3 separate regions of the Homo sapiens genome follow, and regions 2 and 3 are each linked to region 1. Evidence: read pairs that join two places in POLR2A ChIA-PET (ENCODE). Cell type or tissue: OCI-LY7. All regions are shown on one strand. Links, peaks and the distances in the headings refer to the core of each region. The heading gives the core; the rest is flanking DNA.

Evidence for each region. Peaks named below come from ENCODE experiments on the same cell type or tissue, not always from the same donor. Only the 100,000 strongest peaks of a DNase experiment are listed, where the experiment ranks them.
Region 2: POLR2A ChIA-PET joins it to region 1 with 5 read pairs; 2 of 35 experiments call an interaction of 5 or more read pairs at or near these places.
Region 3: POLR2A ChIA-PET joins it to region 1 with 6 read pairs; 1 of 35 experiments calls an interaction of 5 or more read pairs at or near these places.

What each region holds. Positions count from the first base shown.
Region 1 is chr3:188,093,800-188,104,694 of GRCh38, reverse strand. No RefSeq gene overlaps it. Among named protein-coding and RNA genes, the nearest start is that of LPP-AS2, 55 kb to the left of the region's middle. In OCI-LY7, for the core only: no CTCF peak of the experiment used is centred there; a DNase peak (open chromatin) is centred at 6,714; H3K4me3 peaks cover 1,435 bases; H3K27ac peaks cover 2,286 bases.
Region 2 is chr3:188,690,852-188,701,746 of GRCh38, reverse strand. All of the region lies in intron 7 of LPP (LIM domain containing preferred translocation partner in lipoma), which reads right to left. Among named protein-coding and RNA genes, the nearest start is that of MIR28, 7.5 kb to the right of the region's middle. In OCI-LY7, for the core only: no CTCF peak of the experiment used is centred there; a DNase peak (open chromatin) is centred at 4,406; H3K4me3 peaks cover 650 bases; H3K27ac peaks cover 446 bases.
Region 3 is chr3:188,164,542-188,175,436 of GRCh38, reverse strand. All of the region lies in intron 1 of LPP (LIM domain containing preferred translocation partner in lipoma), which reads right to left. Among named protein-coding and RNA genes, the nearest start is that of FLJ42393, 8.6 kb to the left of the region's middle. RefSeq lists an enhancer at 9,996-10,895. In OCI-LY7, for the core only: no CTCF peak of the experiment used is centred there; a DNase peak (open chromatin) is centred at 4,746.

The DNA of each region.
Region 1 (10,895 bases), core at 3,951-8,950:
GTTGTCGCTTTAAGGGAAGCCTGTGTTATCAAAACGTGTAATTTTATTGTCAAGAATGGCATGATTTTTTCCCCTATTAATCCTTATCTTGATTTAAAAATACAAATCTATAATAACCTGGAGTTATTTTGTTTTGTTTTGTTTTGTTTTTGAGACAGAGTCTCACTCTGTTGCCCAGGCTGGAGTGCAGTGGTGTGATCTCAGCTCACCACAACCTCCCTCTCCCAGGTTTAAGCGATTCTCGTGCCTCAACCTCCCGAGTAGCTGGGGCCACAGGCAGCCGTGACCACGCCTGGCTAATTTTTGTATTTTTTAGCAGAGACAGAATTTAACCATGTTGGCCAGGCCAGTCTTGAACTCCTGACCTCAAGTGATCCACCCTCCTCAGCCTCCCAAAGTGCTGGGATTACAGGCATGAGTCAACAGAGCCGGCCTTTTTTTGTTGTTTTTTGATTGCCAGAGCAGTGGCTTGGTAATGTGAAGCAAGTGGAATTGTTCTTAAGATGTATTTGTGTGGACTGCTGATGCCGGATGGGGAGCCCTGGAGGTGTCATTCTGGAGTCTGCAGAAGGATCCATGGAATGTGTATACTCATAACCCAGTTTGAGCCCCAAGAAAGGGCCCAGAATTTAGGAAAAAAAGACATGGAATATTCAGATCCTGCTGCAAGAAAGAACTAAGAAGTCCTTACAGGAAGTTCTTTTTGACAGAACCTACCAAGCTGAAGGGAAATCCTTGTTTTAGGATTATTTGAAATCCTTGTTTCAAGGTATATTTGTGTCCTATTGCTGCTGTGACAAACTACCACAAATTTTGTGGCTTAAAACAACAAATGCAGCTGGGCGCGGTGGCTCACGCCTGTAATCCCTGCACTTTGGGAGGCCGAGGCAGGTAGATCACCCAAGTTTAGGAGTTTGAGACCAGCCTGGTCAACACGGGGAAACCCCCGTCTCTACTAAAAATCCAAAATCCAAAATTAGCCAGGCGTGGTGGCACGCATCTGTAATCCCAGCTACTTGGGAGGCTGAGGCAGGAGAATCGCTTGAACCCAGGAGGTGAAGGTTGCAGTGAGCTGAGATTGTGCCATTGCACTTTAGCCTGGGCAAAAAAAGCAAAACTCCGTCTCAAACAAACAAACAAACAAACACATATTATCATATAGTCCAGGAGGCCAGAAGTCTAAATTGGGTAGACAGGACTGTGTTTTTTCTGGAGGCTCTAGCGTAGAATCTACTTGCCTTGAGCTTCTAGGGACTGCCCCCATTTCTTGGCTTCTGGCCCCATATCACTCAGACCTCGGCTTCTACTGTCACATCTTTGTTTCCGATGCTGACCTTCTGCCTCCCTTCCTCTTATAAGAACCGTTGTGATTACACTGGGCCCAATCAAGAAGAGTCTCCCCACCTCAAGATCCTCTACTGAGTCACATCTGCAAAGCCTCTTTGCTATTTAAGGTAATGTACCCACAAGGTGGGGGGATGAGAACATGGGACTCTATGGGCACTATTATTCTGCCTGTCACAGAAAGTGAAGCTTTGGAAACTGTAATCATAAAGGTGACCATGTATTTTCTTCCAAGCCTGTTCATCCTCAGAACACAGCTTCTGGGATGGTCACTGTATAGTCTTAGTCACTCATACCAGAGACCTTAGCGTCATCTTCAAATTCATTCCCTCAGCCTTCCCAGTCTGTATTCAATTTTCAATCAAGTTCAAAGCCCTATTAATTGAAAAATAAATAAATAAAATAACAATCGTGATTTAATATTTAAATATTTAAAAAATAGTATAAAACTGATGGAGAAAAGAGAAAAGAGTTTCTCTTTTCCCCTAGTTCTTTTTCTCAAAGGTCCATTTGTCACAGTTAGTATGAAATTGGCTACAAATCACAGAGACTGCAAATAAAAGATGCTTGAACAGGATAGAAACATTTTTCTACTTAAAAATATCCAGGGAAAAGTAATCCAAAGTTGATGTGCTGTCCTATCTTACAAATTGCTCAAGAACCAGTCTCCTGGCCGAGCGCAGTGGCTCACGCCTGTAATCCCAGCACCTTGGGAGGCTGAGGTGGGTGGATCACCTGAGATCGGGAGTTCGAGACCAGCCTGGCCAACATTTTAGTCTCTACTAAAAACACAAAATTAGTCGGGAGTGATGACGCATACCTGTAATCCCAGCTACTCAGGAGGCTGAGGCAGGAGAATCGCTTGAACCTGGAAGGCGGAGGTTGCAGTGAGCCAAGATTGCGCCATTGCACTCCAGCCTGGGCAACAAGAGCGAAACTCTGTCTCAACAAACAAACAAACAAACAAAACCAGTCTCCTGTCAGTCTTGTCTCTCTGTCTTCCCTGAAGTGTGGATCTTACACTCATTATCCAAGATGGTGACTATAGTTCCAGTGCCAATGTGTAGCATTCCAGATATCAGGATAACAAAACTGACAAAGGAGTACACACATTATCTTTTAAGCAATGTTATCAGGAGATGCTACACAACCTTTTGTTTACATTCTAGTGGTCAAATTTTATCACATGGTCACACATAGTTGGAAGAGATACATACAGGTGTGGTATTTGTTTAAAGTACATATCCTGGCTGGGTGCGGTGGCTCATGCCTGTAATCCCAGCACTTTGGGAAGGAGAGGCAGGAGGATCACCTGAGGTCAGGAGTTCAAGACCAGCCTGACCAACATAGTGAAACCCTGTCTCTACTAAAAATACAAAAATTAGCTGGCTGTCATGGTGCATGCCTGTAATCCCAGCTACTTGGGAGGCTGAGGCAGGAGAATCACTTGAACTGGGGAGGCAGAGGTTGCGGTGAGCCATGACCACGCTTTTGCACTCCAGCCTGGGCAATAAGAGTGAAACTCTGTCTCAAATAAATAAATAATACATAAATAAAGTACATATCTTTATTTTATTTAAACATGTGGGATCACCTTGCTATACTCTCTGCATTCTTGCTCAAACTACCTTGCACACACAGCCATACTTATTGTTTTTAACAGTTGAATGGTATTTCATAGTATGCATTTGCAGTCATTGAATTGTTTGATGCTTAGCCGATCTTCTCCTCTCTTTTTTTCCCCCCACACTACAGTCAATCCTGCAGTGAATATCCTTCACCATCCCTCTAGTGTACTTTGTGAATGATACCTTTTCTGTTGTCCTTTATTTAAGCCTGGGTTTCCCAGAAGTCAAAGCTAAGGTAGAGGAATTATGTCATTGTATATTATTAGGGAATCCCATCCCAGGCAACAGGAGTGAGCAAAACAGGACTGGAGGGAGAGTCAATATGAAAATGGTTATCGAGCTGATCATTGTTAAATAATACTGATAACTCAATCAATGGAACTATATCTCTAAGCAGCCTTAAAACCACATCTAATGATCACCCATTAATAGAGATAGGGGAGAGAAAAGAGAAGGAGCTTATCTCCTGACTTCTGTCTCCCAATCATTAGAGGTCTACTCCACAGGGTGTTAAATCCCTTCTAGTTTGTGCATTCGTGTTCAGGAATGCTGACCCAGCCTTGCATCAATGTTAATAAGGAAGGCCTGTGGTCGGAGGTGAGTGGTGTGCAGTATGAACAAGAGACTCCCAGTTTGTACCTATAAAGCTCATCAGAATCCACAGAGTTGCATGACGTCAAGGGGAACTGCTCTGGTACAAGGGGTGGACTGTATCAAACATCTGTCATTCATCCCTGCAGATCAGTTCATTCTTCTTATTATAACTGGTTCTATTACTACAACAGGGAATCATCTCTGTGAGAACAAGATGGCCTCGCTTCCTTTTTATGAGGGGAAATAAAAGTTCAGTTAGAGTCTGCTTCAAGATGATCTTGAGGCCACGATTGAGATTAATTACGCTCTTAACCACTTTTTCTAGACGTTCCTCCCTAGGCCAGCACTTCAGCTGTTCTGGGTTGCTTACTTGGTGGAGTGACCATCTGTGTATCTGATTTTAACATCACAGTGTGCCCTTCATTAGACTCCCTAGCCACATTCATGCTACCGCGACCTTAGTTCATTAGTTCAGGTCTGCTTCATTTCTTGACTGGCTTTTTTGTTTGTTTGTTTGTTTTTGACTGAGTCTAGCTTTGTTGTCCATGTTGGAGTGCAGTGGTGTGATCTCGGCTCACTGCAACCTCTGCCTCCTGGCTTCAAGAGATTCTCTTGCCTCAGCCTCCAGAGTAGCTGGGATTGCAGGCACATGCCACCATGCCTAGCTAGTTTTTGTATTTTTAATAGAGACGGGGTTTCATCATATTTCCCAGGCTGGTCTCCGACTCCTGGTGGCATGTGATCCACTTGCCTCTTCCTCCCAGAGTGCTGAGACTGTAGGCGTGAGCCCAGTCAATTGCAATAGCCTTTTAAAAGATCCTCATCTTTCGTTATTTTCATCTCTCTATTCCATACTTATGAGTTTCACCAGATGGAAATTTATAAAATGACAGCTTGGTTCGTGTGATACTCCACAAAAAAATGGCCTCCTATTGCTCATGCTATGAGCAATAGCCCCAAGTTTAAGGCCCTTGTTCATTATTTAACCGATTTCCCAGCACTAGCTCATCTTTCACACTCCCTCTAATCTCATGTACTCTAATGCCAGATAACCACTCTGGTTCTAGGCCTTCCTGTTGTCATGACTTTTCCGACACCCTTTCTATCATATGCATGCATATCCAAACCCTACTTATCTTCCAAAGCCGACATAAAGAAGGCACTAACCTGGGGCTTAGGGATGGAGTCGGTAGGAAATTGCAGACAGGCAATGAGAACCATGGCAAGGTAAACAGGGAGGTGAGTCAATAGCCAGTTTAAAGACCCCTGCTTATCCTATCTCTGAGTACCCCGTTTTCTCCAATACCCAACCCATAATGTTCTTCCTATGATTGTTTTATTTAACAACAATCCTTGTTTTACTATTATTGTTTTAGGTCAAAGACTTCAGAATCAGTAACAGATTTAACTTATTGAAAATTAATCTGTAATGTGTTAGACTGAACAAAATAAGAATGATTTTTGTGAATTCTTTTGGTTACATTAGGGAAATCACAATAACATGCTTTCATAGTTAATTGGGTATGTCACCGAGACAACTTTAGCTCTAGTCTTTTAGATGGACCAACTCAAAAGAGGGACTTGAAAAGCTTTACATATGTGTGCTGGGCAATAAGTCACATTTTTTAGAATTTTTCATGAGAGCTTATTAAACAAATATAGCAACAGTTATTTCTAGGTTAACAGGCACTGTGTTATAATAAGTATATTGTAGGCACTGTGCTAGGTGCAGAGAATGCAGTTATGAATGAGACACGTGCTTTGCCACCAAGGGACTTAAACACGAATCAAGAAGATAGACAAGTGAGTAGGAAGTCAATTATAGGAGGATTAATGGCACTATGGGACTGTATTAGTGGGCTAGCAAGGGGATAGGGAGGTATGATGGATAGGGGATTAGAAAAAAATGGCATGTGAGCTGAGTCAAAGAGTAGATCTCTGTGTCAAGCATTCATTCATCTGTTTCTTTTTTTTTTTTTGGAGACCGAGTCTCGCTCTGTCACCCAGGCTGGAGTGCAGTGGAATGATCTCGGCTCACTGCAAGCTCCGCCTTCCGGGTTCACGCAATTCTCCTGCCTCAGCCTCCCCAGTAGCTGGGACTACAGGCGCCCGCCACTACGCCCAGCTAATTTTTTGTATTTTTAGTAGAGACGGGGTTTCACCGTGGTCTCGATCTCCTGACCTCAGGATCCGCCCGCCTCGGCCTCCCAAAGTGCTGGGATTACAGGCGTGAGCCACCGCGCCCGGCCTCATCTGTTTCTTTAGTCATTACATAATCATTCACTTTTGTTCCTTCCTTCAGCTGGCCTTTATTGGAAGCTGTAGCAGACACTCTTGGTTGATCTCATGCTCATTTCCAACCTTCTTATTCCTAATCACCTTCAAAACAAGGGTGACCATTTGACCCAATTCTAGCCAATAAGGTAAAAACCGCTGCAAGGATGAATCCTGAGTAACATTTTAATTCCCTGACATGGATACCACCGTTTTTCTTTCTTTTTTTCTGTTCACTGGATTGTATGTATGATGACTGGAGCTTCTGCAGCCAGAATACAATCATGAGGAAAAAGTGCAGAGGGTTTCCACTGAATAGAGTTGGAGCAAGTGTATTGTGCCTCTGAACTAGCACCAGCAATCATCTGTCTCTGAATATCTTATGTGAAAAAAATAAACTTCCGTTTGTTCAAGATGCTGTGGTTCACTTTTTCTGTTACCTGCAACTGAAAATATTCCTAACAAATTTGGGAGTCTGCTTTTGGCCAGGACTTTTGTTTGGTGGTCTCTTAATAAAGTTGTCTGTTGCAAACAACTTAAAAAGGACAGCCCATGACAAAGGAGCAGGTGATAATATCTCTTCAGTTACTCCTCTTCCCTTAGTGAGTGAGGCACTAAGATTTATAACTGGGAGATTGGGATGGGAGTTATTGGTGTCTGGCCCCCTGTCTCAGCACCATCGTATATTTCCTTAATGAAGTGCGAGACCAGGACTCCATAAATTCACATAGTAGCAGAAGCGGGCAGCAGCTCGTCAGCAGAGCTATTCAGAGAGCCCAGCATCACTCTTTGCGTATTAGAGAAGTTCACAGCCAGTTAAAAATAGGCTTGGAGAGAAGTCGCTTTTAGACCACAGCTCATTTTGGATTTCTCTGGAGCCCCATTCTGGGCCACAGTGTATTTCCTTTTTTCTTTCGTTCTAGTAAGAGTACTCAGGCAGTTCAGAGACAATAGATACATGGTTATCTTTAGTTCTGTTGTGCACAGAAAGCAGAACTATGAAAAAACAACAGTAACTTATTGGGCACATGGACTGTTACAGCTTTTTAATAAATGGCAACACCCACTCAGCCTTTACGAGGGGCCAGTGCTTTAAATCCTCAAAACAACCAGGTGAGAAAAATGCTATTAATAACCTCATATCCCTGATGAGGAACCTATGATTCAGAGCAAATAAGCAATGTACACTGCTATTAAGTAGCAGTATCAAAATTTGAACCCAGGTCTGTCTGATTCCATTCAGAGCCTGTAGTCTTAGCCTCCATTCATTCAAAGTCACACATGGCTTTCTGTGTCACTCAATTTTCATCCTTAGAGGAGACCTGTGAAATAGGCAGGGCAAGGAAATGATCCCAATTTACTAGGAGAAAACCTAGGACCAGAGAAGTGAAAGAATTCTTTAAGGTTGACCAGTCCATGTGCAATAGAACTGGGACTTGAATCCCATCTTCTAACTCTGAGTCCTGACTTTGCTCTGCCATGGCAGGCTGAGTGCTGGAGCAGTTCAGTTTTGAAAAAACACCCTGAAATTGTTTGAAACTGTTTTTGGTTGACTTCTGAGTTTCAACACCCAACCCTGTATCAAGAAACCAACTAACCCAGGGCTGCCCTGATTTATTTAGGGTCTTTTAGAGATCAGTTCCTGCCTAGCACCTCTGTCGAATGATATTTGGTACTTTCATTTAAAATTTCAAATATAATATTTCAAATTTAACCATCCTTCAAATTATGGCAAGAGAGTGTGAGCTGGAGGGATCAATGTCTTTATCAGGGGCACGGCCAATTTAGCTGATAAAGTGAGTATAATATCTCTTTGAACATTACAATTATCCAGTGACAAGGAAGCTGACAATTAGCTTATAAGAGTTGAGTATAGGGATTGTACGTGTGAATATTTTTTTAAACACCTGAGTTTTGGAAAATAAAAGTGGCCTGCCCACATTTTCAAGCACAGTGGTAATCAAAAGAGAGCTCTGTGGAGGTAATAATACCTTGTATTTTAAATACTGCTTGTCTTTGAAGAGCTCAAATCACTCTATAATCATTTCCTTATTATGATTCTCAAAACTTCCTGGGTCAAAAAGTTACAAAGTTTATATCTTAACAGTCTGGCCTCAGTTTCTTCTTTGGGAATTTGAGGTGGAAGACCAGGTTGCTAAGAGCTCTGTCAGTACAAACACCTTTTCCACCTTCTCCCCACCTAGCCCTCTCCCATCTCCAAGGCCCCTGCCCTGCAATCCAGCTACCCTACTTAGCCTCTTATTTTTTTCTAGATCTAACAAGTTAATCTCATTATATAGAACCATAGATTATTTTAATTCGGAGAGTTTCACACCAGTGAGCTGGAGGCTGAACAACTGGCTCGAGGTGGGAAGGGGGAGCGGCCCTTCAGTTAGAGCAGTTTCATTTTTATCTGCTTTTATACATTGGGGATCAGCATAAGATTTTATTTTTAAGAAGGATTTTGATGTTTAAAAAATTGCAATCTGGTCATTCAGTCCAGCTCCCTCATTTTACTGATAGGAAAACTGAGGCCCAGAACAAGGGAGTCACCTGTTCAAGGTCTCATCCCAGCTCCTGAGAGAACTGCCTGTCCTTGAACACTGATCCCTGGGTGCCAGTCCCGGGGGGTCTTGGCAGGCCTCTAGGTTGCTTGTCCCCAGAAGTCACTTTCACAACAAAAGTCCGAAATGTAGACTAGTAACCATGGACTCATGCCTTGGGGGCTTTAAATGCACCTGCCCACAGACTTTTCCTCCCTTTTTAGAGTTAAAGGCACTCATTTTACCTGGGAACATTTGACTAGACCATGCAGAAAGAAACGAGTAGAATTAGTATGTGCCATTTTCACCTAGTCCCAAAATGGTTCTCCACCTCAACTAGGTCATGAAGAAAAAAAGTGTAAGTACAAACATACACATATATTTATATAGCTATTGCCTTCCAGTGAGCTCAAAGCATACACACACACACACACACACACACACACACACACACACATATATGTCATTAGTTCTTCTGGGGGAAAGGAAGAGCAGTTATTGTCTGCCTCATTTTGTATGAGACTATCAAGGCAGAGAATAAATTGATCTTGACTCAAATCATGGGCTGAATTGGTGGTGTTGGTGTAGGGGTGTCTAAGCTAAGCACTTGTTGTATCATGTTCTGCTCTGCTCCAGGAGCAAAGTCTGGGAAGTTGAGGACCTGAGCTCTAGCCCTGTGTCAGGCTGCACCCGTGAGCAGGTGTTTCATTCCCTGAGTTTCAGTTTCCCCATATGGTAAATGAATAGAGGAGTGGCATTGATCATTTTTTCTCTATGGCTCCTTTCTCTGTCCTGGAAGTGACGTTTGGAGGATTGAAAGGAACAGAGCTGAGCCTGGAGCAGCCCACCTGAATGAGGTGTGTCTGCCCCTCACTTCCTTAACCCAGAATATTCCAAACTCTGGGGAGTGTGCAATGTATACCCCCATGTAATAGTTTTGTTGGGGTCCTGGGCCATACTGCAGGCCAAGAGTTGGGACAGCTCCATAAAGGGAATCCAAGTCCCAGCTGCTATGTAATCCTGGGACTGAAAATGTGGATGGGGTGTGTTTATGTCGGTGTGGGTGCATGGGGAGGGAGGAGTGTGCAGGAGCTTGTGGGTAGCGAATGGTATATTGTGGGTCCAAGCTGTAAGTCGTGGAGATGCCAGGAGTGATTCTCCCGGTGTGGAGCTTGCCTCCTGGGTCTCAAGAAGACAGGCTAGAAGCAAGATGGGTGGTCCGTTAGGGACACACGTAGCACTCTGGGAACCAGCAGTGGCTTTAAGCTATTAGTGGCCTTACTTCTTTCTCATTTTCACTAGAATGTCCGTTACCTCATTAAAAGTTATCCCTGAAATTACTCCATGGACAATACACAAATGGGCAACACACACATGAAAAGATGCTCAACTTCACTAGTCACTAGAGAAATGCAAATCAAAACCGTAATGTGGTACCACTTCCCACTCACTAGAATGACTGTAATAAAAAACAAAATAAAACAAACAACCCAGAAAATAGCAAGTGTTGGCAAGGATATGGAGAAAATAAAACCTCATATATTTCTGGTGGAGGCCAGGCACCTTGGCTCATGCCTGTAATCCCAGCACTTTGGGAGGCTGAGGCTGGTGGATCACCTGAGGTCAAGAGTTCGAGACCAGCCAGGCCAACATGGTGAAACCCCATCTCTACTAAAAAATACAAAAATTAGCTGGGCATGGTGGTGCATGCCTATAATCCCAGCTACTTGGGAGGCTGAGGCATGATAATCACTTGAACCCAGGAAACACAGGTTTCAGTGAGCTGAGATTGCACCATTGCACTCCAACCTGAGTGACAGACAGAGACTCCGTCTCAAAAAAAAAAAAAAATATATATATATATATATTGCTGGTGGGAATGTAAAATTTTTCAGCCACGCAGAAAACAGTTAGGTGGCTCCTTAAAAACAGTTAAACAGGATAACCATATGACCCAGCAATTCCACTCCTAGGTGTATATCCCAAAAAGCTGAAAATAGGGACTCCGACAGTTAATTCGTCATCAATGTTAATGATGGCAGGATTATTCACAATAGTCAAAAGATGGAGAAAACCAAAAGTCCATCAACAAATGAATAAATAAATTCTGATATACATCTACAATGGAATACTATTTAGTTAAAAGAGGGAAAGGAGTACTGTATCTTCAGAATCATGTATTAGATTAGACTAAGATTACAAATACGAGAGAGGGAGTAAGTTCTTCCCCTAATGATTGTGAAGCCCAAGGCAAGTATATAAAATGAGACCCTGGCCTATAGCTTGCCCCTTTCTTTCCCCACTCCTAATTGCTTCTGCTTTGTAATGACCTCACAGACATGCATGTGAGCTCCAGCCTCACTCCCAAGATCCATACACAACCCAGTCCCCACCCTTGCCCATCCCTACACCCTGCACACAGCTGCCCCTTGACCTAAGTGTGCACACACTAAAATCATGTTTTGCCCTCTGCAAGACAGACTGGAGAAGCAAGGCCCTAAGAGTGGATTCG
Region 2 (10,895 bases), core at 2,255-7,254, 600 kb before region 1:
CCAGATATCGTGGCATTCTGAGCAATTTAGTGGCTAATATGCTTTAAAAAGGACTGATGTTTACTAAGCATGGCAGAGCCTGCTAACTGCTCACCAAAATCCATTTCCTCCTCTTGCTGGGCACACTGCTAGACTACATTTCCCATGCTCCTTGCAGTTAGATGTGGCCTTGTGAGGCACAGGAAGGATGGAGACTGGGCCCTGAACTACCACATGGAGATAAGTCACTCGCTGGCCAGGCTGACCTGCCTTACGGCAATACAATATGCTCAAAGGTTAATCGTTGAAAGTCATGGGAAATTGAATGCTTTATATTCTTTCTATGTTTCTGTATTTTCCCTTCTTAAAATAAAGATTTTTTTTTTTTCAGCTGAAAATTATCTAAAACTGGTTCTTCTTTGCCATTCCTCTTTTCTTGCTAGGGGCCCAGGTGATTGTCATTCAAGAAAATACTTAATATGAAGCCAAATTTACAGCCAAATCTGGGTCTAAATCCCTGGTAAACATTATGGGTGGGACTATGCAGTAATGAAGACTTGCTTCTGAAACAAAATGTACACATGAATAGGACCCTTGATGAAGAAGGAAACTCCACTAGATTAAGAATAACATACATAACAGTATCTGTCATATTCATATAACACTTCATGGTATTTGATTATACATTTACATAGAAACCCATAAATACAGAAGACCTGACTATTCAGAATATCTTTAATCTTAGTTCTGCCTTTAAGTTGTCCAGTGATTTTGCTCAAATCATTTCCATTTTCTGAGCCTCAGTTTCTTTATGTGTAACATGTTATTTTCAAAGCTTCCTTTGGTTCTACTCTATCATTTTTTTGTGCCCATTTGTGCCCATAGTATGCAAGACACATATCATTACCAATCTTTAGAGTGAAATCACAGATATTCATATTTACAGATCCTTTGTAGTCTATAAAAATAGACACACTGAGTAAGTGGAAACCTCATTATGACAGAGATTTCCATTTATGAGAGGACTTAAGCCAGTTGTCAGCATCCCCTGAAACATCCAGAACTTCATTCAGCATTCTGAATCTGAGTAAGCAATGGGCAGGTCACAGGGTTTCTGCAGCCTACTGAACTTTCACTACACTTGGGGCATGAAATCAAGAACACACAAAGGTTAATCACCTTATCATCCCACTGCCCCTTTTCTGAGTGGAGAAGAAAAATATCCATCATCCTTTCTAAAGGAAAAAGGAAGCATGGGAAACAGCCCGCACTAAGGTGCAAATGGCTCCCAGGAAAACACCACACCATCTTGCATCTTTGTTACTACAATTTACCTACTTTAACCTGTGTGCTAAGGATCCAATTTACAAAATGGATACCCACTATCTGTCGCAATGTCAGCCCCCTGAGTTCCTCTGGGGCTGACCTTGGCGTGATCATTTTTCTTTCTTGAGTGCTTACCTGCTGTTGATTTCTTTGTTACATGGTGTTAGATAACTCAAATTTACTGCAAATCTGAACCTTACCAGAAAAGCACCGCTCAGGCGGATAAAACACCGGGAAAAGGCAGCCAAGATATTCAAAAAGATTACATGATAATGAATACTCTATCACTCTGGGTACCAGAGCTGCTCATTTTTCTTGTCCATTTGTAGTGATGTACAAGAGGTTCCTTCCCTCAGAGGGAAAATAACTTCAATTATGTGTTCTTGAAAAAAAAGAAACATTGAAATTATCTTCTTTTCAAAAGGTAGAATTAGCCCCGTTTTAGAGCTGAAAGCCTGCCAGAAAAAATATATTTCTGATATTTTCGTTCTTTTCCCCCCTTCTATTTAGCTGTGTCAAGTCTGCAGTTTGCAATTTCCTGTGGCTGCTTCTACTTTTTGACTCTCACTGAATTATACTCTACTCTCAACATCTCACTGCTTAAATGGAAGGAGAACCCCTTCTGGCCAGGGGCAGATGATTTGCTGGATACCTCTTCTGTTTCAGGTTAAAAGCGATGGCCACAGAGAAGGAAAGAAGTGGAAGGTGGATACCTGACTATCTGAATTGAAATCTTCTAAATGAACACTCCTCACAGCTCCTTGGGATTAGAAAAGCATGCTCTTGGTTCTTCTATTCTTATGTTCCATTTTATTGAAGAATGAATTTTAAGGACACAAAGAGGAAGACCCAGAAATTTTGACTTTAAAAGTTTGATTCTTGCTTTGAAACTCATCCCAGTTGATCTTCAACTTTCGAAATCTTGATTTTCTTAAAATCTCTACTTCCTCATATTCCCTTTCTCATGCCATGCATCGATGCCCATAAAATGCCTTTTCTTAAACCAAATTTGGAGTCATAGCCAAGGATGGATGATTCTGAATTACAGACAGGAGGAGTTGTTGGAAGAGTTACTGCAGCTGGGAAAAGGCCTGGGCATCCAGTCAGGGGGCCCTGGTCTCTGCACACAAGGGTTTTATCTAGGCTGAGCTGGGGGAAAGTGAGGTCTCTCCACACCCACCTCTCTCCGTCTCCACGTGTCAAGGCAGCTATAATAGTGCCTGGGCTTGGAGCATCTGGCTCTTAGGCCTGATGTCTAAGATACTACTTAAGTTCTCCAGTGATTTCTTTTTCTATTGTTGATTTTCTCATATATAAACTGGAGAATAATAATATCTGATTCATATGAAGAAGCTTTGTAACATATTAAATATCAAATAGATGTCAGTTATAATTATCAAGAGGGACAACTTAGAAACCACTAACAAAGATGATTTTCTTCTTGGAAGCAGAATGTTTGCAGAATGAGATCTCTCCAGTAACTCTCCACTTTTCCATCTGCTGATAAAGGACTTCAGTGTAGTGTACCCGAATTTCACATTAATTGTTGCTTTAGCAAGGGATGTAATTACTCTGAGTACTTTTTAGCTACAAATCTTGAAATTCATGCCATTTGGTGAACGTATGCCTTGCTGCCTCTCCAACTATTAATTCTTGTACAGTCTCGCCTTTAGGACCAAAAGACAAATAGTAAAGTAAAGCTCATGCTTGGCTATTTAGAGCAGAGCAGCCTCCCTTAGGCTTCGGCAGACAAGGTACAACCACTGATGTTATCCTGCCGGGTAGGCAAGAAGTAAGAAAAGCGAGTCGCAGAGCAGAAGCGCCAAATCCTCAGAGTCGAGGAGAATCTAGGTCAAAGATCTCCTGCCAACCTTATTCACAGTTCTCATTTCAGGGTTCCTTCCCTCTAAACCTCCATGCGGGCCCTCCGTAAAGGAGAAAGCGAGTTTTCTCGGTGGGGTGAGAAGATCTCTATTTGTGTGAAACTAAAAGAACCTATTTCCACAATGTTATGGCTAAAACATACACTCAGTTTTTCCCATTAATTAGGCTTTATGGATGTTATATATTAGAGATTTGACATAATAAAGGCAAGAGAATTCCAAGACATTATTTCCATTGGATGGCTTCACCTAGGCAAGACCCATGACCTAAAAGTTTGATGAATAGAATGAACCATTATTCAAGGTTGGGTTTTCAAACTAAAACCATATTTTGGCCTTTGCTGTGCCCCACATGCCTGGCAGTGACTCCAGGCACACGTTTCATCTTCATTTGGTTGCCTGGAAGAATGCAATGGGCTAGTTGCTCTAATGTCGGGAAAAAAAGGTTTTATCACCATGCACAGCTTTCTATGCATTGTCCCATAGAAAAACTATCCTCAATTACAAGCTACAGTTTTAATAAAGCACTATCAAAAAGACGGCACAGAGTTTCGGTTGCCACGGCTCCAGCCCTGACTGGTTCTAATTTCCTGTCTGCTCAAAATAAGATTTTATTAATCTGTTATTTTAGATACTTGGATTGTCATAATTCTTGCCATTATAGTGCCAAAAAATAAGAAGATATGAAAATAGTACATCTGATAATTACAAATGTATAAAAATATATATGCAAAAGGGCCAGTATATGTTAGCCTATGTAAGTATTATCAAACAGCTACTAGAAGTGAATATATCCAAATGTTAACAAGACTTATGTCAGGATTGTGATATTATGATTAATTTGAGTTTTTCTCTTTATAATTTTAAAATTATCTAAACAGAATATTATAAAAATGGATAGCTCTTAGAAAATAACAGGAAACATACTTTATAAAACATGGGGTTCCAGACTTTTCTTTAGTATTTTCAGGTATGAACCTAGGAGAGATTGGAGAGCCCAAAGTGTGGACAAGTTGCTGATAAAAATAAGGCACCTAGATTTTCAGTCTGATATGCATAAAAACACTTTCCTACTGTACAAGCTGTTTCTGTCTAGTGGGCTTGACAGATGCCTGAACGTGACACAAGACACTGAAATAACATGCAAATCAGTTTTCGGTTTTAATATGCAAATATGACGCTTGGCACATCACTTTCCATGGCGAGGTAAATTTCTGTTTTTGAGTTTTTCGTGGGAAATGCAAACCAGCAAACAAATGGTTAACTCCCCATCTTTCACCTAACACAAGGTGGTTTTCATTTGAGTCAGAGCGGTTCTGGCTCAGCAATCCAAGACACTTAGGATGCAAAGAAAGGGCATGTGTTTTGTTCAATAACAATGCCACCCTAGGCAAGCAATCCTACCTTCTGACAGACACACCGATCACACTGAATTTTTGGGCCTCAGCAGGGAGGCAGACAAAGTGCCTAAGTGAAAATAACAAGAACATGTTTTTTTGCTTGACCAGTGAAAATCAAATCAAAGTATCTCAACATGGTAAGAAGATAAGCTTATAGCCAAAGAAGAGAAAAAAGTCAAGGGTCCTTGTTTCTAGAGTACACGAGCAGTGTAGCAAACTATAGCCTCCTATGAAATCTATATTAAATTATCCACAAATAATAGTAATTAATTAGGCATTAAAGCAGTCATCAAAATGAGTGAGATGCAACCAGTTCATAGAATTTATAATCCAGTCAGGAAATCAAGGTATATGAAGGAGAAATAAAAGAACAAAGCAAAAAATTGAACGTTGATAGTAATCAGTATGCCTTAGATATATAGGTTCTAGGGTCTGCTTACTTGGGTTCAAATCCCACATCCACAGCTTACCAATTGTATGATCCAGTGCAGGATGCTGAATTTTACTACCTATTAGTTATTTCAAAAATAAAATGGGGTAAATAGAATTTACTTTGTGAGTTGTTGTTGTTGTTTTAGACGGATTCTCTCTCTGTTGCCCAGGCTGGAGAGCAGTGGCATAATCTCAGCTCATTGCATCCTATGCCTCCCAGGTTCAAGCAATTTCTCTGTCTAATTTTTGTATTTTGAGTAGAGACAGGGTTTCACCGTGTTGCCCAGGCTGGTCTCTAACTCCTGACCTCAAGTGATCTGCCCGCCTCGGCATCCCAAAGTGCTGGGATTACAGGCATGAGCCATAAGTTAAATGAGATGGTCCAGCCTACACCAATTAAGAAACTAATATCATCCTTAAAGATATACTATGATGTATAAATATTATTCAAGTGTATCAATGGATGATACAGATTAAGAGAGACAGAGAGAGAGAGAGAGAGAGTACTGTGTGCTTAAAGAGCTTGAATTAGGACTTGAATGAGGGACAGAATTCAGAGGAACTGAGGTGGCATTCTACTCTATCAACCATGGGATTAAAATTCCTTCACCTTTCTATGTGCTTTTACAGTCAAAAGATACTTGGGTGCAACACACACACACTAGATTATTTAATATTGTCCAATGCATGAAATCATTTCTTCTTTCTGTAGAAACCAAGTTAGTGGTTTGTTAAGTGATTAGCCAAAATCATACCCATATTAAGTGGCAGAACCAAGAGTTAGGCAGGAGTCTTTTGATTCCAGCTTAGTGTTTTTCCACTAATTTACAGCCATCTCTATATATTCATTTAGAAATATGAAACTTACATGGTCTATCGTAAAGGTTAATCAAGACAGTCAAACTCACTGATTAAAGTATGGTGCTAATTAGACCAGAAGCTGGAGACCAATGTGGCCTTTTTTACTTTCAGAAATATTGATTGTGGTATAATGGAGAAAGCGTGGGCTTCAGAGGCAGAACAAGCTGGTTCAAATGCCAAATTATACCTCCAGTTTTGTATAACATTTCACAAGTTTTTTGTTCCCCCCTTTAGCGTCTTCACCTGTAAATGGAGTTGGGAAAGTAGGCAGAGGAGCTGGGTAGATGCCTTCATCTGAGAGCCACTGTGAGTAATACATAAGAAGACACATGGCATGTGCTAATATTTGACAGTGGCGCACGATTATTTGTATTAAATGCTCACACACAGTCTGTCAAATATGAGCTATGGATGTCTTTCAAATGTGGCAGGAAGGTGGATGAGAGAATATGAATGACTCAGTGTTATTCGTCAGCACTGCAGCCGAGGGGAAGAAAGATCATGCTCTGACAGTGAATCTAAAGACCAGCAACATTTAATATTTCTAATCAATCACTGACCATGATTAAAATAATAGTAGTCATATTGAAGGAATCTTTTATCCATTCCCACAAACTCTGAAAGGTAGAAATACATTAGTATTTAATTTATGTATTAATTTATGTATAATTTACAAGAGTATAAATAAGGTATTCTGAGTGCTTAGTAGGTGTTCAAAATGTTTTATATTGAGTAACTTATTTCATCACCAGTGCAACCATATTAGGTGGCTTCTATTCTGAATTTACAAATGAGAAAGCTGGAGTACAAAGATTACCGTGATAATAAGTGGAGAACCTGGGATTTGAATCCAGTCATCAATTCCAGAAAGGGATGCTTAACCGCAACAAAAGTGCCTCAGTCTCTCAACTCATCTGCCTTTTGCCAGTGAGATTTAACAACCCATCCACTTATTTGTAGTGGAATTTCACATACATTACAAAGTCTTGAACTATCAAAAGAACCTTTCTTAAGGACAAACATTTTTTAATGATATAGTCTCTCTGCGCACAAAGATGGAAACCAAAAATATTACAAGTACCCCCAACTAATTCTGATGCAGGTGGTCTGAGTACAAGGCTTTGAGAGACATGGTTGTTTTTTAGTTTTTATTTATTTTTTTTTTTTTGAGATGGAGTTTCACTCTTGTTGCTCAGTGTGCAATGGCAACATCTCGGCTCACCGCAACCTCTGACTCCCGGGTTCAAGTGATTCTCCTGCCTCAGCCTCCTGAGTAGCTGGGATTACAGGCATGTGCCACCATGCCCGGATAATTTTGTATTTTTAGTAGAGATGGGGTTTCTCCATGTTGGTCAGGATGGTCTCCAACTCCCAACCTCAGGTGATCCACCTGCCTCTGCCTCCCAAAGTGCTGGGATTACAGGCATGAGCCACCATGCCCGGCCGACATGGTCATTTTTAATGTCTTCATTCATTCACTTGACTCATCAAAAGAAGTAGAACTGCTCTTATCAATCTGAGATATAAGCTAGAGAATTAATGTTAAATCTTAAAATAGTAAAATAAAATAATAAATAGTACTGTACCTAAAGGTGGGCAAAGGGAAAAACAGGTAAATAATACTATATTCTTTCACATTAGAAGCTAAAGGACAGTGTCATTTTCCAGTGACCAAACTGAAAAATTTTCTGCCGGGTTCTTACCATATCATGAATAAAATGCTAAGAAAATATTCAATTCTACAACAACTTAGGCCTTTCTAAAATGTGGGAGGCAACTTTAGATTCCCTGCCTTCTGTGAATTTCAGAAACAGAAAAGACACTGGAGACCATTTAGTAGTACATGAATCCCTTCATTTATAAGAAGAAAACTGAGTGTCAAGGAGGGAAACTGAGTTATTCAAGGTCATCTAGAAAATAAGGAGTAAAATCAAGAAGAAAGCTCACATCAGGAAGGAAGGTCTAATTCAATATTCGTTTAATTCTCTTTGCACCAATAAAGATTCACTCAGAAGAGTGACGCATTCTTGATGCTCTGTAAAGTATGCTCATTCTTGGCAAAAATTTTGGGAGCCCTAATCTACATTTATGCAGCATTCTGAGATCCCAAGATGGAAGTTGCTATAAAGTGAAAATCATTGCTGTTATTCTCGGCGAGGCGACACACACTGACAACAGCTGGCATGAACAGATGTGGCCCACAGAGAATTCTGTCGGGCTGCGCTGGTGCCATCCCTTTGCAAGTTTCCTTTTCCTCGACAAACAAAGAGTGTTTCTCCTCAGTCTATGCAGCCCTATGGTCTTCTTGTTGATAGGGCTGAGTTCAAAGCCCTCATCAAGCTGGCCTCTATCTTGCCTCCCCCCTTTCATCTCAACAACTATTTCTCAAATAACATGCCTTTCAGAGAGAAACATCTCTGTTAAACGGTGAAAGTTTTCTTGACTTAGGGCCTTATGCAAAGCCTGGTGGTTGCAATAGTAATATTTATAGAATCACTATGCACTATGTCCTCCCACTTCTCAAATAATACAATGAAATAAGTACTCTGGCTGCCCCACTGTACAGATTAGGAAATTGAGACATCATGAAGTTAAATTACCTGCCCAAGTTCTCAGAGCTGATATGAGAAGGAGCTAGGATTTGTACCCGACCATTCTGGTTCTAGAAATTGCTTCCCAAGTTCTAATCACTAAACATTAAGACCAAAAAGAACAGGATTCAAGGTGACACTCTAATGAGAATAAAATGAGTTTCATGTAATTATGTGCCATAAACACACAAGGTGTTATTTTCATGATACCACCATGAGTATCATCAAAAACTCTAAATGCTTCTGCATCTCCATCATTCTAAATATCCTGGGTAATAGGCAGAAAACAAGTTATAACTGGCTTTATTCTTTTTTCTAATCAAATCATCTAATGTAGTGACTGACCCAGGTCATTCAGGACTCAATTCTGCTGACAATGCTGAACGTATGAACTCAGCCTCCAGTGCTTCTTGCATAGAAAGTCATTCGGAGAAGAACAAGTACATGTGAAGGATCACATTGTTTCTCTTGCAAGATGCAACCTAGCAAGCTTCTAACACAAAAACTACATATACCTGAAGAGATGATTGCAAATAATACATTTATTCAAAGGGCACTTGCTGAGTGCCTAGTAAGTGCCATGCTAAAGATATTGAGAAGTAGGTCTTGCCCTCTAGAAGATATAGTAGAAAATATTAGACACACAAAAATGTCCATCAATCCGAAGTAAAATGTTTTAATGATGTGCTATCAGAGCACAGAGAAAGGGGAGATGGTTGTAGCTCAGGAGATGAAGGGACATTCTCAAGAAAAGGTGGCATTTGAATTAGGTCTTGGACAAAGATGGGATTTGCATATCCAGAGATCTAGCAAGAACAAGATTCCAGGTGAAATCTCGAAAAAGTACATCAAGTGAGTCAAGTCAACAAGTTAGCATGTTTCCTTTCAAGTAAATGCAAATGTAAATGACCTCCAACCTTTATGTCCCTCTTTGTTCTTTTTTGTTTGTTTCATTGTCTGTGCTGTGCATGAAGATGTCAGTGATGTCTCGAAGGTGAGGGAATTCTTTGCTGGTAAAGTCAACCCATATATGAGGCTGCATGACAGCAGCTGTCTGCAGATTACCCAGGACCCTGGCATAGCAGGCTCTATAGAGGCTGAAGAAAATGAGGATCAACGTGGCTGTGGTGATTTTTTGATGCTAACAACTCAATGCTCAGAGGAAGGCCAGGGTGGAGAAATACAGGTATCCTGGGGTTTCTCTGCAAGGGCTATGCTGACACTCTAGGGGCAAGCATCATGAAGGAAGCCAAGATTTTTTTGCAGGTTCCATAAAGTTATGAAAAGTGGTTTTTTTTTTATGTGCTGTCTTTACATAAAAGCTTAGCTGTGAGTTTCCAGGAATACTTCCCATCCACTCCTTAAGTACTTACGTTTCAGTGGATATGAGGCACTATCACACAAAGCCAGCATAAAAGCCAGACTGAAAGAACTTAATGTGCTCTACTGTCTCTGTAGCTTGGACCACAATGTTAGATGGTAACTAGGAGTCAACAGTGTCCTTTTCCAACAAGAAAAGTATAGAGAAAATAAGAATAGAGCAGCCTGGCTGCTAGAGTTCTATGTTCCTCTCTATCATAAACTTTCTGGGTGCTATTTAGGAAATCATTTCACCTCTCTGGGTCCGGTTTCCTCAAGTGGGCGCAATCATCTTCAATCTTCTAATGCACATGTTTCTTGCAACAAATAAACCAAACAGGAGAAGTAGGACTACTCAAGTAATTTGTGAATGGCAATATGAATAAAGGGACACACAAACCATCATCATGTACATCGTCACCATCCACCTTTTTATTATTACAGCTAACCTTTGGGCCAGGCCTTACTCCAAATGCTTCAGATGTATTTCATCCACCCTGCATCTTGATTAGGTGGTTACTTTTATTGCCCTCATTCAGTGCTAAGGAAATTAAAGCACAGATTTCTAAGTAGAGCACTCAAGGCACTGAAGCCTGGATTCCAGTATGACTCTATAGTCCATGGCCTTCACCAGTCAGCTACATGTAGTATTACAAGAGTGGCATTATCAGTACCTATTTGTTATCCCTTCTCTACTTTCGAACTTTTAGCTATGTCATTATATTGCACTCATAACTAAAAATGAATAAAGTTTAACCCAAATTGTATTTACTGAGCAGGCACAAGGTGGCAGATACTGCATTAGTCAGCACTTTGATGATAAAGGTAAGGATAAACTTAGAAATGCAAAATAGTCATGACACAGTAGCTTAAACTGACAGGCAGGAGTAGCTAATACTGTTTCTCTCTAGGGAAAAATATGGATAGAAGTATCTTAAAGGAAGAAAGAAAGGGTCTCAGATGAAGATAAAAACAGTCATGAGAGATAACCCATAATTACCTACTTAAAATGTATAGGGATTATACTAGATGAATGTTCTAAAAACTACACATAATATTGTTAG
Region 3 (10,895 bases), core at 2,830-7,829, 72 kb before region 1:
AGTGCCAGCATGGGAGATGTAAAGATAAGCAAGTTAAAATTCTACTCTAGGTGGGGCGTGGTGGCTCACGCCTGTAATCCCAGCACTTTGGGAGGCCAAGCAGGCGGCTCACTTGAGGTCAGGGGTTTCACACCAGCCTGGGCAACATGGCAAAATGTCATCTCTACTAAAAATACAAAGAAAACTAGCCAGGCATGGTGGGAGGCACCTGTAATCCCAGCTACTTGGGAGGCTGAGGTAGGAGAATCGCCTGAACCCAGGAGGTGGAGTTGCAGTGAGCCAAGAACCCACGACTGCACTCCAGGCTGAGCGACAGAGCGAGACTCTGACTCAAAAAATATAAAATAAAATAAAATTCTACTCTAAAGAAACTAAATTTGAGTCTAGTGTCAGCAGTGTCAAACCTGTCCATCCATCCAACAAATGTTCACTGTTTGCCAAGTTCCAGGCAGACGAGAAGGTCCTAAAGAAGTAAAAGCCCAAAATAAGACGAGCATATTGATAACTACAAGAGAAGGTAAGAAGTGATCAGTGCCATGCAAGCAGTACAGACAAAGGGCCATGGAACCATAAGAGGAAGTGATGATTTCCTGCTTAGGGGGGATGGGCAGAAATCAAGGCATGCTTCATGGAAGAGGTGGTATTAATATGCTGGACCTTGAAGATCAATTGGATTCAAACAGGTAATGATGGCAGGGCAGGGTAATCCAAATGCAGAAAGTGCTGCAACAAAGACAAGAGTGAGGGAAAGCAATGGAGATGAGGTTTCAGAAGTCAGCTGGCCCCCTTCAATAAGACCATAAATGGCAGGATAAGGAAGATATACAGGGTATTTATGTCTCCAGGGTTCAGCTCCTTCACCCAGCCTCCCAGCTAGAGATGTCCCTCCTCCCCCATCTCTCCAGGCTCCAGGGACAGAACTGTGCACCTGCTGCCTCACCCAGCATGCTGTGCCTTCCCTGCTGCCTCATGCGTGCGTTCCTCGGGTATCAATGCCTGCGCACGCTTCGCTGCACTTGCTATGCCATGTCTTTACACTACTGTTTTCTGTAATTTATAAAACACATACTGCCCACGAGTTTGTATTTTTAATTCCTGTAAGAAGTTTTGGGATCCAATTTGTGTGAAAGTCAGACTGTAACATAATGTAGTATTGTATGATAAAAGCCTCCAAGAATAAAAACAGACAGTATATCCTGCTTATCAGATACTCAAACACTGGTTCCATTCCTGAGTGTCACAGATTTCCTCATGAATAACTCTTCTTTGTTTTGCACCAGCTTGTCCCAATCTTCTTGAAATAAGTTCTAAGGGGAGAATTTCCTGATTTTCAAGGCTTCTTTTTCAAACATTGATTGAGAACCTACTACGTTCCAGGCTGTGCTAAAAGTGGGCACAACGGTTTGCTTAACTTTCACAGGGTAAAACTGTGGCATTTTGTGAGGGTTAAGTCCTATGAGACATTACTGATCAGTGAACCCACTTTACAGATAAGGAAAAATGAGGGGAAAGGTGGAGGAGCCTGGATCCAAACCCTAATTTTTGGGAGTCCCCGATAGTTGCTCACTCATTTATTCAACAAGGACAGGATCAAGGTATCTTGAAGATCCTTTTCTGATCTTCTCTGGGCTTCCAGCTTCTCCCAGCATTGTCACTTCACTTTTGGGGGCCTCAGTCTCTTCCCCTAAGAACAAGGAGACTCAATGCAGTGACTTTTAAGCCCTGCTTTGCTGGAGCCCTTCAGGGAGATAAATCAGGGGAAGAAAAAAAGGTGGGTCCCATCCTGCTCGACTTCATCCGCAGCTGCTCCAGATTACATGATTACAACATTATACGTCATAGTAGGCTTTTCTTTCTTACTTTTTTTTTGAGATGGAGTCACTCTGCTGCCCAGGTTGGTTTTTTTTGTTTGTTTTTTTTGTTTTTGTTTTTTTTGAGACGGAGTCACTCTGTTGCCCAGGCTGGAGTACAATGGCACAATCTCAGCTCACTGCAACCTCTGCCTCTCAGGTTCAAGTGATTTTCCTTCCTCAGCCTCCTGAGTAGCTGGTACTACAGGCGTGAGCCACCACACCCGGCTAATTTTTGTATTTTTTTAAATAGAGATGGGCTTTCTCCATGTTAGCCACGCTGGCCTCGAACTCCTGACCTCAGGTGATCTGCCTGCCTCAGCCTCCCAAAGTGCTGGGATTACAGGCATGAGCCACCGCGCCTGACCTGTAATAGGCTTTTCTATAAGGAATCCTTCTCTAAATATTAAGGAATATGGGCCAGGCGTGGTGGCTTACACCTGTAATCCCAGCAGTTTAAAAGGCTGAGGCAGGAGGATGGCTAGAGCCCAAGGGTTTGAAACCAGCCTGGGCAACACAGTGAGACCCTGTCGCTACAAAAAATACAAAAATTTATCTGGGTGTGGTGGCATGCACCTGTTGTCCCAGCTACCCCAGAGGCTGAGGTGGGAGGATTGCTTGAACCCAGAAGGTCAAAGCTGCAGTGAGCTATGATCACACAAGTGGGGGACCCCAGCCTAGGGGACAGAGCAAGACCTTGTCTCAAAAAAATAAGTAAATAAATATTAAAGAAGATGAAAGTTTTAAAATGATCCTAAACTGGGTATCCTGGACTAGATCTTGGAACAGAAAGAGGAACTTAGTGGAAAAGCTGGTGAAATCTAAATAGTTTGGAGTTTAGTTCACAGTAATGTACCAACATCAGTTTCTTAGTTTTGACAAACGTTCCATAGTAATGTAAGACATCAAAAATGAGGACAAGTGGGTGAGTAGTATATGAAAATTCCCTGTACAATTTTTACTTTTCTATCAACCTAAAATTACTCCAAAATTAAAAGTTTATTTAAAAAGACAACAATAACAAAAAAAACACAATCATTTAGATAATCTCTATTATCTTTTCCAAATCGCCATTTTGTGACTTAATAAGGGTAACACATAATAACAGTGGCTAATATTTAATGGGCACTTATCACATGTCAGGCTCTGTTCTAAGGGCTTTATATGTATTAACTCATTTAATCCTCACAACAAGATAAGTAATTTTCTTATTATTATTTTATGGATGAGGCAACAGAGGCCTAAAAATACTGAGCAACAAGTTGAGGTATTTTTGGCAGGCCAGAATGCAAATCCAGGCAGTGTAGCTCCAGAGCTCTGGCCCTTAAGCACTACATACTTAGAGCAGAGTTTTCCAGATGCTTCTGGAATTGGGCCTATCTAACCAGGAATAGCCAAAGGACTAAAGGCAAAGACTGAGAGGTGAGTAGTTTGTTTAATACAAAAGAAGAGGAAGCAAAAAGGACTCTCAAGGTGAATTCTTAGCTTCTGAAAATCTCTACTGGAGAAGAACCAAACCTCGCCGAGGTTACCAATGGCCTCTCCACATGGGAATGACATCCTTGGCCTTGTCCTAACTGTGTTCTGCCCTCTCTGGCATATCATCCTTGAAGAGTTGCACCACCAGCCCACATCATGCCCTCTAGTCGGCTACTTGCTGGCTGTCTGCTGACATTTTCATCCCTGAAGTGTCAGTTCGGGTAGAGAGTGAAATGAAACATGCAGGCTGTCTTTTCAAGGCCTGCAAAATAAGCTTAAGCTTTCCACATGACCAGTTTTCCTAGATACTCAAGAATCCACGCTGAGAACCTAGTAGTGCATTGCCCAATCCTAGAAAGCAAAAACCCCACCTTTCCAATTGATAATATACCTCATGGACTGTTGTTTCCACTAAGTGTCAAAAAGAAAGCATCTCACCTCCATTATGGGATCCTTGAGGATAAGACTTGGTCTCACTCATGGAACAACAATATGATTCCATAAAGAAATGGTGCTAATCTCTTGGAAAGATTTGTAGCTGGCCAGGACCACCACCCGGCAATCTGTGCCTCCATTGCAATCATTTGTCTTTGGGAGGTTTCAGAGTGGACAGCATCCATAGGCATAGCCTGAAGGGAAAAAGGTGAGGAGAGAGGAAGCTATCCAGATGGAGAATGAGAAAGGAAGATTTACAGCATTGAGGGTGTAGACAAGAAAGAGATAAGCTTGGGTGACTAAAAAGCAATGGCAATAAAAAGAAAATGAATCCAGAAGCAGTCAGGATGGAAGAGAACCAATATTCATGGAATGCCTACTTTGTGTAGGCATGAACTATGCTCACTGCAGGAGTTTCCTCATACTGCCAGGCTCAAAAGTACATGGAGGATCAAGCAATCCAGGGTGACTGCAGCTTGTGTTGACTTAGTAAACATTCAAATTCAACATTTTCTAGTTAAAAGGCCCTGAGAGTACACATAGCGTAACCCTAACGTTTCATACACAGATAAACTGAGACTCAGACTCAGAAAAATTCAAGCCCAAAATGGAATGAGAAATACAACCCAGGTTTGCCAGTGTTCCTTTTGATACAGATATGAAAAACAAGGAAGGTATTGCTGAGAGGCTCTGAAAGAATTCACTGTTACGTGAAATCTCCCATGATATGGCAGACCAGATTTGTAGATTATCCTCTACCTCATCTAGCATGTTCCATCTGCTGGTTGCTACCAGAGGGGAGGAAATTGGTAGCATTATTTTAAATGAAGTAGATGTCTTTCCAGGAAGATATAAAAGGGTACCTTGCCTTAGATGAAGAAGATGATTCAGATGAATAAGAATGAAAAATGAAGACACAGGTGATTCACCAGAATAAGAGAAGCTGGGGGGAAGGTAAGTTGGAGGAAGTGGTAGATGACAAGGTAAACGGAAACTAGACTGACTAGAATGATGCTGTTGATGAAGAAGCTGAGACTCCCTCGGCTGGGCATGGTGGCTCACACCTGTAATCTCAGCACTTTGTGAGATCGAGGCGGGCAGATCACAAGGTTGGAAGTTTGAGACCAGCCTGGCCAACGTGGTGAAACCCCATCTCTACTAAAAATACAAAAAAATTAGCTGGGCATGGTGGGACACACCTGTAATCCCAGCTACTCAGGAGGCTGAGGCAGTGGAATTGCTTGAGCCTGGGAGGCGGAGGTTGCAGTCAGCCGAAATCATACCACTGCACTCCAGCCTGGGCAATAGAGCGAGACTCCCTCTCAAAAAAAAAAAAAAAAAAAGAAAAGAAAAGAAAAGAAACTGAGACTCCCTCTCATAAGAGTGATTCACAAGGCAGAGGCTCTGCCCCAAACAAAGCATGAGAATGAAAATGTCTTACAGACGTGAATCAACAATCACTTCTGCAGATGGGCAGTCACGCAGTTGGAACAAAGCCGAAGGCAGAAAGTTCTGCGCCAAAAAATTCATTGCCTCTTACCTCTCCATATTCAGGCTATAATAAAAATTGGTCTACATTATATCAATGTGTTAGGGAGTCTCCACCAAATCAGCCATGTCAGAATTTCACTGTTATTCTGTTCCCGATGATGCTCTGGCAACCCTCCAGGCCTCTCTGCCTACACAGTCTATCTCCCGCTAGACCCAGCGCTCCTCCATGAGGAAAGGCTGTCCTGGTTACATACCCTCCACTCCAGTTAAAAGACTCTATGTCTAAAATCACCCACTCTATGTGCACAACTTTCAGACAAAGTAGAATTCTGACCCTGTATCATAGTTACTAGGGTGAATGTCTGAGTACCCCTTCTGGGCTGTGGGAGGTTCGTGGCCAGGGTCCACGGCCCACAGCAGCTTTCCCCAAAGCATATTACATCACTGAACCCAGGAAATGCTCTGGTACAAAGGGTAGTAGTGGGGTGCAGGGGTTCTATGATCAAATAACTTTGGGAAACAAACCTTCCGGGAGGTCAGAATGCGCATTCGTTTATTAAAGTCTCAAAATCCCATGGTAAAGATACACAATACTGAAATTTCCTTAATTTTGTTTAACTTGGACTTTTCCAAACTTACTTGGCTACAGGACCCTTTTCTTAATAAAACAGCCTTAACACTTTGGGAAATACTGTCTTACAGAATCACAGCATTCTAAAGGACCTTCATGTTCCTACAGCTGAACTTTGCAGCTTTCACACTGGTCTGTGTCCTCTTTAAGAGCAGGGGCCTTGTCTGAATCAAGGTGTATCCAAACACTCAGCTAAGTGCCTTACACACTGCAAGCCAATAATACGTGTTACACGGATAAACTAAACCCAATCCTCTCATTTCTAGGATGAGAAAATAAAACCAAATATGTCAGAATGACCTCTTTTATAGCTTCCTTAGGGTTTAAAAGAAGCCTCTCACAGAGAATGTGCTCAATACCTTTTGAAAAACGAAATGTTAATAGAATAGGATTGAAGAAAAAAGAAAAGATTGAAAAAGTTTCTCAGTTATACTACGAGCCCAAAGTTTCTATAACATGATGGACTGCTGCCTCTTCTCCTCTTTCACCCAAGTGAAGTCTTAAGTAGAAGAAAATAAAAATGATGAATCAAAAAAGGAAAACTGTAGGAAAACCAAAGGCCCCTTGGGATGGGAGGTGGGGGAGGTGGTGTTTGCAAACTGATGGGGATAAACAAGACTTGTCTGTATCTAATTTAGACTTAATAAGATAGTTTGCTGAATGTTAATTAAATACTCAGTGGTTGTTACCAACTGTGGTGATTAACTTAATTTTGAATTAAATAAGCAATAAATGCTTAACTGAAGTTCTATTAAATTTTACCCAGCAAGTGAGAAATATGAGGCTCTTAATTGACTTTAAACAAGATAGTTATGGCAAGTTAGTTGAATTTTTATTACCTGAAGATAACTGCCTTATTAAATCTAAATTGTCTATTTTATTTGATAGGGAAATATGTCATCAGTTCTTCTCATTTACCAAAAACATGTCAAAAGAGGTTCACAACTGGTCTGAAATGCTTGGCTTGGGATTTACTTCCTGATCTTATTTTAATATTAAGTTTATTCATTTAAGAATGAATTTAGACTTAAGCATTAGAGAGGTCTAGGAAGGAATTATATTTACAACTGAAGAACCAGGTGACCATGTTTTCTAAACCAAAAATCAGGACTCTGATTTTTCAACGTAGACACAGTTTAGAGATGTTCTTTAACATCACAATACTGAAATTTCCAGGATGTCGCCATGGTTTAAAAGGCTATGGACACAAAACATTTAAAATCATTACTGTTCAAATAAATGGTTGGCTCTGCTACTGAACAAGCTGTACGGCCCTGGGTAATTAACCTCACTTTTCTAGACTTCAACTATCACACATGTTAAATGAAGAGGTTGGAAGTCACTGTTTTCATTCATTTATTTTTTTCTTCATAGTATGTGCAGCACGTGCCTGGCACGGAGTAGGTAGCTCAATAAAGACTGAGAGAATGAATGAATGCACAAATAAATAAATTTAAGCAGCTCAAAACATTAAACATTTTTAGCCCTTTTATATCAAGCGTCTTCAGCCCAGACTATTTCTAAATATTGTCATATGACAATCCATATAAAGAGAAACACAAACAATAAACCACTACTTGGGAAATTTTTTTAGTAATCAAAGAAATTCAAATTAAAACAATAATAAGATATTTCTTACATATTAATTTAGCAAAGACAAATGCAAGTTATAAAATTAAATCCTGGTAAGTGCACAGAGAAACAAGTAGATTCACATACTGCTAATGACTGTGCAAGTCAATAGTCTTTCTGGAGGCTGACTGGCAACTGATCTGAAAAGTCATAGAAATAGTTGGGACTTTTGTGCTATAATTCTTCTCTGAAAGAACTTAAAACATATTTAGCCAGTCAGCAAACACTGGGTCTACCATAGGTCATAATTTGGAGAAATAAAAGGAAAAATACAGTGAGTGCATTATTAGCTAATGGGTTGACAGAGAATCCTAAAAAAAAAAAAAAACAACACACACACAAAGATAACATTTTTCAGTGGCACTGCATGGCAGGCCTTTGTTTTGTTTTGTTTTGTTTTGTTTTGTTTTGTTTTGTGGTGGTGGAGTCTTGCTCCGTTGCCCAGGCTAGAGTACAGTGGTGGCACAATCTCAGCTCACTGCAACCTCTGCCTCCTGGGTTCAAGCAATTCTACTGCCTCAGCTTCCCAAGTAGCTGGGACTAAAGGCACATGCCACCATGCCCAGCTAATTTTTGTATTTTTAGTAGAGACAGCATTTTGCTTTGTTGGCTAGGTTGGTCTCGAGCTCCTGACCTCAGGTGACCTGCCCGCCTCGGCCTCCCAAAGTGCTAGGATTACAGGCCTGAGCCACCGTGCCCGGCCAACATGGCAGGCTTTGAGGCTTTACTACACTGACCATAGAATACCTTCCACAATCATGTTATGTGAAAGATACTATTACACTCTTTTAGAGATGAGGAATTGGAAGTTCAGAGAGGCTAAGTAACCAGTACACGATTATATGGCTAACAATTAGCAGAGCTATAATTTAAATCCAAACCTTCTAACTCTCCAAACCATCCATGTAGTTTCTACTACATCCCTCAGCGATAACCACGTAATGCAAGACACAAAAACTGTAACCTCTATAAGGAAAAGTCAAAGTGCCAAGAAGGTACTCAATTAGGTGGTGGTGGTTTTTTTAATTTCTTAAGCTATTCTTAAAACTCAAGTCATCATTTATTACTTCATATATATTATTCATTCATTCATTCATTCATATGTTCATTCAATAAACATTTATTAAATTATTTATAACATCCCAGGATTTGCAGCAGATGCTGTGGATATGAATATGAACAAAAGCTAGAGCCGGACTCAGAGATCTGCACAGGCAGGGAACAGGAAGAATCTGGCATTGCGATAATAGAAAACTTAAGTCCTGGTTCAATGTTTAACTTGCTTGGGTTCTGGGCAAATCATTTAACCTTTCCCAGGTTCAAGCTTCTGATTAAACTTGGACAATAATAATAACCATCCGCAGGACTACTGGTATGATTTACCTGTAATTTGTAGGAAAACACATGTTTCCATAAAGCCCTATAAGAAATGGCAACAGCAAGATAAGTATTATGCTATGTGGATGGTCCATTTTGACCAGGATCCTGCAAGCTGAGCCAGCTACCAATATCTCCCACATGAGTGAGCATTAATTTATTGGCAACGAAATGGTTGTTCCATCACTACTCTGAATGAACTACAGGCCACCATTCTTAGAGCTCAATCATCCATTTTTAACTCTCTCTGCCTTTTGTCTAAAATAATCCTGAGGAGCCAAATGGATAAAGCATTCCCAGATAAGACTGTTATAAGTCTCTTTTCCCAGGAATTAAATTTAAAAAACAAAAAGAAAGAAGAAGAAGAAAGAAGAAAAAAAAAAATCAGGGTTGATAGGTCTTAAAGACCTCGCAGAGGAGTTTTCAACCAATGCCTGAACTTTCACGGTAACAGTTCAGTCAGTCACTGCTTGAATATCTCCAGCAATTAGAGATTCAGTAACTCCAGAAAGAGCCATCTCATCTCATTCAGAATTAAGAGATGTCACAGAATCCTTACAAGATAAAAAAGGGTGGAGATCTTCCTTGACAAGCAGTTCTCTCAAAAGCCGTATGTTCCGTCACCCGTCTAAGACACTGGGCAGACGAGATCACCTCAGTGTTACGCTGGGACCAGGGCTGTGAACTTTGCACGTGTAATTTTCTTAGGTGCTGAGTCTCCCCTTATGCAAAATGAGAAGACTCTGTGACTTCTATTCTATCTGTGAGTCATCTCTCATATCGACTGCCTCAACCCTAATTCGGTTTTGCTTTATCATTTGCCTGGGCTATTGTAGCAGCTCAGACAGCTCCTGCTGTCTCTAGCACCCTTGCCTTCAATCCGTCTAGCACACTATAGCTGATTATTTTCTTAAGGCACAGATCCAGTCATCTCATTGATCTACTCAATGCTCCTTTCAGAATGCAGTCTCAACTTCTCAGTACAGCAATAAAGGTTTCTCTCAATGTAGACCCTAACCCATCTCCACAGCCTCTCTACTATGCAGTCCACCTTCATGACTCTAATTTTTCAAGGCACCATGCACTTTCTCACCTCCATGTCTCTATCCATGTTATGTCTCCCACTTAAATATCCTCTATCCCACCAAACAAATTCCCACTTACCCTTCAATGCCCAATCAAATGACAATCTCTTTATCTGAGTTTCCCCAGGTCCCTAGGGAGTTACCATCCAATTAGAGCCATCAGACTTTTTTTTTTTTCCTGACAGACAGAGTCTATTCTGTAACCCCAGCTGGAGTGCAGTGGTATGATCATAGCTCACTGCAGCCTCAAATTCTGGAGCTCAAGGGATCCTCCCGCCTCAGCCTCTTGAGCAGCTAGGACTATAGGCATGCACTACCACACTGGCTAATTTTTTTATTTTTATTTTTTTAGAGATGGGATCTTGCTATATTACCCAGGATGGTCTTGAACTCCGGGCCTCAAGTGATCCTCCTGCCTCGGCCTCCCAAAGTACCGGGATTACAATGTGAGCTACTGCACCTAGCCCCTTCAGGTATTTTTTGCATATACTTCTACATACTGTCTTGATGATTTATGTGACCTCTTGCAAGCAGAGACCACACTGCATTCACGTTTCCATCGTCGAAACCCAGAGTAACATATCACTAATTCTTTCACAGATGCACCTGATACACGATGTCAAATGAATACACAAATGTATCAAATTTATGGAAAGAATGTTATCTTTAGGGTCCTGTCCAGCTGTCACTACTGGAACCCTAGATATTCTCCAGGTAAAGCTATTAAACTATGACCAAGAAGAGAGACTTCCAGGGTGACAATGACCACCTACTGGAACACTGACCTATCTTTCACCTCATTCTAAGAAAAGGTGTCACTTACCTGCCTGGCCAGGGCAGAGTTTGCCTTTCCCATGAGTCAGGGCACACCCAGCCCTGTGGGTGGCAACTCTTTATTGCACTTCCTGAAAATGA